Regions from separate parts of the Mus musculus genome. Here region 2 is linked to region 1. Evidence: chromatin loops called from intact Hi-C (ENCODE). Cell type or tissue: left cerebral cortex. All regions are shown on one strand. Links, peaks and the distances in the headings refer to the core of each region. The heading gives the core; the rest is flanking DNA.

Region 1 (2,905 bases), core at 155-2,654:
TTGCGCAACAGCTATGCACCTGGCACACATAAATACATGTGAGCAAACACACATATAAAGTGAAAATGAAGTCTTATTTTAGCAATAAACTCAGTTATGTCTGTATGTCCTATGGCATCATGCCTTTTTGTTGTTTCCTGGGGCTCAATGTATTTGAATACAAAGCACTATACCAAATCTCAAGCAGTTGATCACTATGAGAAAAAAGAAAGCAAGAAAGATGGTCATCGAGTCCTGGTGTTTGCTTGTTTGTTTTGCTTTGCTTTGTTTTTAAATAGCTGGATTCGAGTTGGTGCTCCTGTTTGAGAAGGACCTGTGTAGCAGTGTTGTTGCTATAGTCCCACCTGATAGATTTCCTCTGAAACATCTCTCATCTGCTTGTCCTTGCAAGGAGACTCTCATACCTTGCGTGGTTTATCTGAATGTTCAGGGAGAAGCCTGCACGGTAGCAGCAAACGTCTTCTGTTTCTTATTTCCTAGAAGATTAGGTGAGGCAGCAAAGGTCACTCCCATTATGCCAGTCTTCAAGAAAACTGCGAAATTAAGAATGATCAAGTTCCTTCAAGCAGGACTTTGGGGACTGTCATTTTTAACCTGAGTTGAAAACACAAGGGTTTGGAGACCTTTTTGGTAACCTTTTAAACTGAAGTCAAAAGGTTCAAAAAGAATGGAAAGTCTATGAAATATATACTAAAGACAGAAACCACAGCGAGAAAAGCAAGTAATATGTGATTTGGGGTAGATGCTTTTGACATGTTCATTGATCTCCATGACTTGCAGAGTGCTGATAGCTCTCTGGCCTCAGGGTGAGGCGGCTTGCCAGCTTCCAGATCAAAGGCACGCCTAGGTGCTGAATCCCTGGCGTGCTACCAAGCAAAAGTGCCTGGGGCCACATTTGCTAATTACAGGTTGTGTTCTGCTGTTTCCAAACAGGGTGAAAGCGACAGAAGTTGAACTGTGAATAATTACACACTTGAATAAGTATGTGATTAGCATTATTTGTTGTGGTTGGGTCTGGAGTGATGGGACAAGAATGGAGTGATTGCATTATTTACAGCTTAATTGTAGACAAGTAATTACTTATGTACACGCCTGGTGTGGGGTCAGAGAGGACTCTAGAAAGAATGCAGATGATCTGAAATCCAACTTTCCAAGCCTGTCACTTGTGCTCACTCCCTTACAGCATGATAAAGAGAATCCACTGTGCAGTTCTTGAATGAAATGCGTTGGAATGTTAAATGTCTTGTTCAGTCTAAGCAAAGAAGCAGCAGAGGTTCTTTTTTTTTTTTTTTAAGCTTCTGCCTGGAAAGCAATAAATCACAAATGCCACCTAGTGGTCCTCAGTATCCACTGGTTGCAATATCCTACCATACAGTCCTAGTTCAGTTCAGCTGAGGATTTGTCAAGTGGGGGAGGGGAAGTCTTCTAGTTGTGGTACTTGAGTTGAATGGAGCAGAAATAAAAATTCATCTTCTGTCCTCAGACCTTCCCCTTACTTCTGCCTCCCTCCCTCTTTATGCAGTCTTACCAGGGAATCACAGTCTCAAGGATGCCTACTTTACAGGCTGGTTAGAATGTTACTCAAATCTCTTAGTTCTTTTTTGTGTCTTCTAAGAGACTGAAATTCCTGGTGAGAAGGCCAACAGACTTGCTTAGGAACAGGCTCCTGGCTGCCACTTCTCATCCACCAGGTGGTTGAAACCCACGTTCCTAATTACTGCTCTCCTTGTTTCAAGTGTTCCTGTCTGGATTTGCATCCTGAGAAACCCTATTGCCACCAATTCTCCTAGAGAGTGAGCTCCTTTGATTGGGAAGGGAAAGGTAGAGAAAATAAATTGCTTGTTAAGCCTTCTTTAGTTTCACACCGCCACTCCCATGAGCATGTTTTTATGATTTCATTAAATAATAAATAAACAAGTGCATGTTCTACAGCCCTGAACTTTGTACAAGGAAAATTCCTCGAACAGGGCCCAGAAAATAAGTCTGTAAAGCAGATCACATTCGTGGAGATGTAAGCAGGCCCTTTGTGTGGCTCTGTGCAAATGCAGCCTTCTGCAAGAGTTGGAACCCCTGCTTCTCTCTCCAGGACACCAGGAAAAACAGTAGCTGAGATGGTCCTGGTGGCCCAGGCTTAAGTAGGAGTTGGCTGCTTTCTACTTGACAGGATTCTGATTTTATACAGGGTTGACGTTGTCTCTTCCTGTTTAGGGCCCTTTCACTCTGCATTGAGCATTTTCAGAAAAAAACAAAAAAAACAAAAAACAAAAACAAAAACAAAACATCTATTCTACTTCTTTGCAGGGCATTCTCCTGCAAATAGCTGATCCTACTCCACCCTGGGCAACGTTCCTTTTGGCCAGGTTTTTTCATCCAACTCTTAGCGACCACTATCCTTCAAAATATATTCACTGATGTCAACCTCTTCTTTTTTTCTGATTCCACCGTTTATTGTTATGCTACAAGAACTCTTTCCCTCAGTTAGAACTATCCATCCTTGAGTTATATTTCTTTCTTTTGTTTTTTTTTTTAAACACATATCTTGCCCTTACTTCTGCAGCCACCTGAGAGATTCTGAGGCTTCCAATGTGACCTTGCGTGACAGGAAGGGCCCGATTCTCAGGAACACTATTGGAATAAAAACACCTTTTTGTTGTTTTTGGTTGTGTTTCAAAATTAGAGGCACCCTGGCCCTCTGGGCAGAGATATCACCAAGGTTCTCATTCTGACTTGTGATTGCTTTCTCCTTCTGTAAAGCTTTTCTATTAAATACCTACTGATGACAACCTAGCCATCTGAGTCTAAGCAAACAGAGTACCGCTGGGAAAGCAGAGGGGCTATGTGCCAACTTCTGACTGTTCCCAGCTGGACACTAACTCCGTCTCTGTCACCAAGGAATGCATCTCAC
Region 2 (2,905 bases), core at 179-2,678, 180 kb before region 1:
GCTTTTTCCATGACACACTGTCAGAACAGCTTGATTGGGTTTGAAATCAGTTTTTCAGACTTTGGCTTTTCCACTAACCCGGATTCCTAGCATCAGGACTTAAAATACTAACTTGATGCATGACCTTGAACAAAATACCCTGAGTCACTTTCCTTATCTACAGAAGGACTGGACTAGATAACCTCTAGGGTCTTTTATAATGCTAGCTTAGCCACACTTCCCGCATCCCCCTCCCGCCCCCTCCAGTGTGGAAGGGCTGAGGATCAGGATCCTGAAACCGCCCGAAGCTATGTAAGTCGTGGGTGCCCAGATGCCTTCATCTGTGTTTCGTGCAGTGTGTGAAGCTGCGTACACCCTCAGCTGTTGCCTCTTCAGTTTGCCTCCCGGGTCCCTGTGGAGACCACATATCGCTTTATTTATTTATATCCTGGCTTGCTCCCGAAAGCACATAAGGCGCCAAGACACAGTAAGTCCCCGACAGTGTCACACGGTGCGAGAAAGAAATCCTCTGATGACATCTCCTTTAGAAAACCGCCTCCCAGAGATGCTAATGAATGCCTTTTGCCGAACTCTCCGGGTCCCAGCTGGGTTTCTGGTCTCCTGCCTGAGCCGTCCACCCCTCCCCGCGGTCACTCAGACGCCCTTCCCGGACTAGCCCAAACTGTCACCACCAAGTCCCAGCTGGACCAGGATCCCGCCCGGCTCCCTCGCTCGGCTGTCATTGGCTGCTGCTGCCGTCACTCCCCGCACGGCTCCGCCTCCCCGCCTAGCGCGTTTTGTGGACCCCTGGGTTTCCGCGGCAAGCCGCTGACGTTTGCCTGAGCGGCGTTGCCTGGGCCCCGCGACCTTTCACCCCGCCTCCCCGCGGGAGCGCCCCGGCCCGCTCCGCGCCCCCGCCAAGCCCGCGCGCCCCCGCCAAGCCCGCGCGCGCCCGCCGCCCCGCAGGCGGAGACTCCGGCGCGGAGGCCGGCCCCGCGCGGCGCGTGTGGGAGTCGCGGCCCCTCGCGGCCCCCGCCCGCCGCCCCCCACGCGCGGGAGACACGATGAGCGCGGGCGGGCGGCAGCGGCGCGGAGCAGCGCAGGCGGCACACGCGCCCAGGCAGCGGCGGCGGCGGCAGCAGCGGGAGCGAGCGCCGCGTTAGCCGGGTCCGCCGCTCCGGCCGCCCGCGGCCGCTCCTCCTCCCGCTCATTCACTCGCCCTCCTCCCGGCCGCCCGCGCCTCCTCCGCTCATTCACTCCCGCTCTGCCCGCCGCTTTCTTCTCCTTCTTCACCCTCCGGCTCCCACACCCCCTCCATTCCCGCTCCTAGCCGACACTGCACTGCAGCTGCTCCGCGCCCTGCCCCCTCCCCAGTGAGCACATCAGCCACACTGCTCGCCGCCTCAGACTGCTATTGATCCGATTAAAGAAAAAAAAAAAAAAAAAAAGAAAAAAAAAAAAAAAACCTTAGCAACCCCAAACGAGAAAAAAAAAAAAAAAAGCCAAAACAAAAGGGAGCCGCTTCTCCCGGTGCAGCGGCAGGAACTGCAAGCATGATGGCGGCAGCTCCCATTCAGCAGAACGGGACCCATACGGGGGTTCCCATAGATCTGGACCCGCCGGACTCGCGGAAAAGGCCGCTTGAAGCGCCCCCTGAAGCCGGCAGCACCAAGAGGACCAACACGGGCGGTGGGTATCGCTTCCGCCTCCCGCCCCGTCCCCGCCGCCCTCCCGCGCCGTGGCCGCTGCCGCCGGCCGTCCCGCGCCCCCTCCCCTGCACCTGCCCCGGCCCCGTCTCATCAAGATGGCGACCCGGGGTTCTGAGCCGACCCGCTCGCCCCAGCCGGTGCTGGCCCCGGCGACAGGGTCCGCTCCCAGGGCCGCCCCCCGCGAGAGGTGATGGCCGCCTGAAGATGCGCGCTGCATTTAACAGTCTGATCAAATAAATAAATAAATGGCACTTGGGTAGCGGCTTGCAGATGCTGGGGGCACCGGAGACTTTTGCCTCTGTTCATCCCCTTGCTCTGGGCCACAAGTAGTATGCAAAATCTTGATGAGTGCATGCCCTGAGCGCACTTACATGGTCGGTACAAATATCGCATTGATTTGTCTTCAAGGGTATGCATACGAGGGGGGTGTCTGGTACGGTGACTTGTTAGTTAACATCCTGCGCTTCCTCGGAAGATGAGTTATAACGGGACCGCTATCGCTTCTTCATTTGCACTGGAGTCATCTTAACAATGCATCCAATGCATCGAAGCAGAGGTGAATTTATCTCCAGCATATACATTAGAAATGGATGGGGGTCTTGTGAGTGGCACATCGCAAAAAATTCGGAATACTCGTTCCCAGTAAAGAGCTGGATTTACCGCGAAGTTTCCTATTTAAGACGTGATCAGGTTGACGGAAACTAAAGTTTATGGAGTTGGCTTTATTTTCTGAAACATTTCATTTTTCTTTTTTTTTTTTCACGGCTCATCGAACCTCCCCCCGCCCCCGTCTCCGTTTTATGGTTCTTTTGGAGATGGAGCGTTATCTATTTGGTGACTTTGGAGTGTATTTAGAATAAATAACTCGTAAGCTTTTTAGTATTGGCAAGATTCTTCTTAAGGTCTTTTAATTAATGAGCTTAGCCGAGATCATAGTAGACTTAGAAGTGCCGCGGAAATACATCGGGATTACTTAGATTCTCAGTCCACCACATTGACGCTTTTTTTCCCCTTGGCAGTTTCTCACGGCTTGGAATACTCCCTACAGTTTGGGTGGACTATTTTGCAGGAAGATGGTTGTTTTGTATACTTAAAGTCGGATATAGCCAGTGATTAATTGCAGTCTTTTATGTTTGCTATGACAGACAAATTTAGCGGATCACTACTTACAGTGTTGGATTTTTTTTCATCTTCAGTATGTTAAGTGAAGGTTTGTC

Evidence for each region. A loop is a pair of places that touch in the nucleus more often than their neighbours do. Peaks named below come from ENCODE experiments on the same cell type or tissue, not always from the same donor. Only the 100,000 strongest peaks of a DNase experiment are listed, where the experiment ranks them.
Region 2: a loop joins it to region 1, with 3 times the contacts of the local background. A loop is called at or near these places in 4 of 42 quality-filtered maps.

The regions. Positions count from the first base shown.
Region 1 is chr12:46,633,614-46,636,518 of GRCm38, reverse strand. No RefSeq gene overlaps it. Among named protein-coding and RNA genes, the nearest start is that of Nova1, 180 kb to the left of the region's middle. In left cerebral cortex, for the core only: a CTCF peak has its summit at 1,332 (motif pointing left); DNase peaks (open chromatin) are centred at 920 and 1,348.
Region 2 is chr12:46,817,379-46,820,283 of GRCm38, reverse strand. It overlaps Nova1 (NOVA alternative splicing regulator 1), which reads left to right and starts at 1,517. Exons shown (of 5, transcript NM_021361.2): 1 at 1,517-1,668. The coding sequence starts at 1,533. In left cerebral cortex, for the core only: a CTCF peak has its summit at 1,573; DNase peaks (open chromatin) are centred at 733, 1,257, 1,552 and 1,932; H3K4me3 peaks cover 2,342 bases; H3K27ac peaks cover 2,047 bases.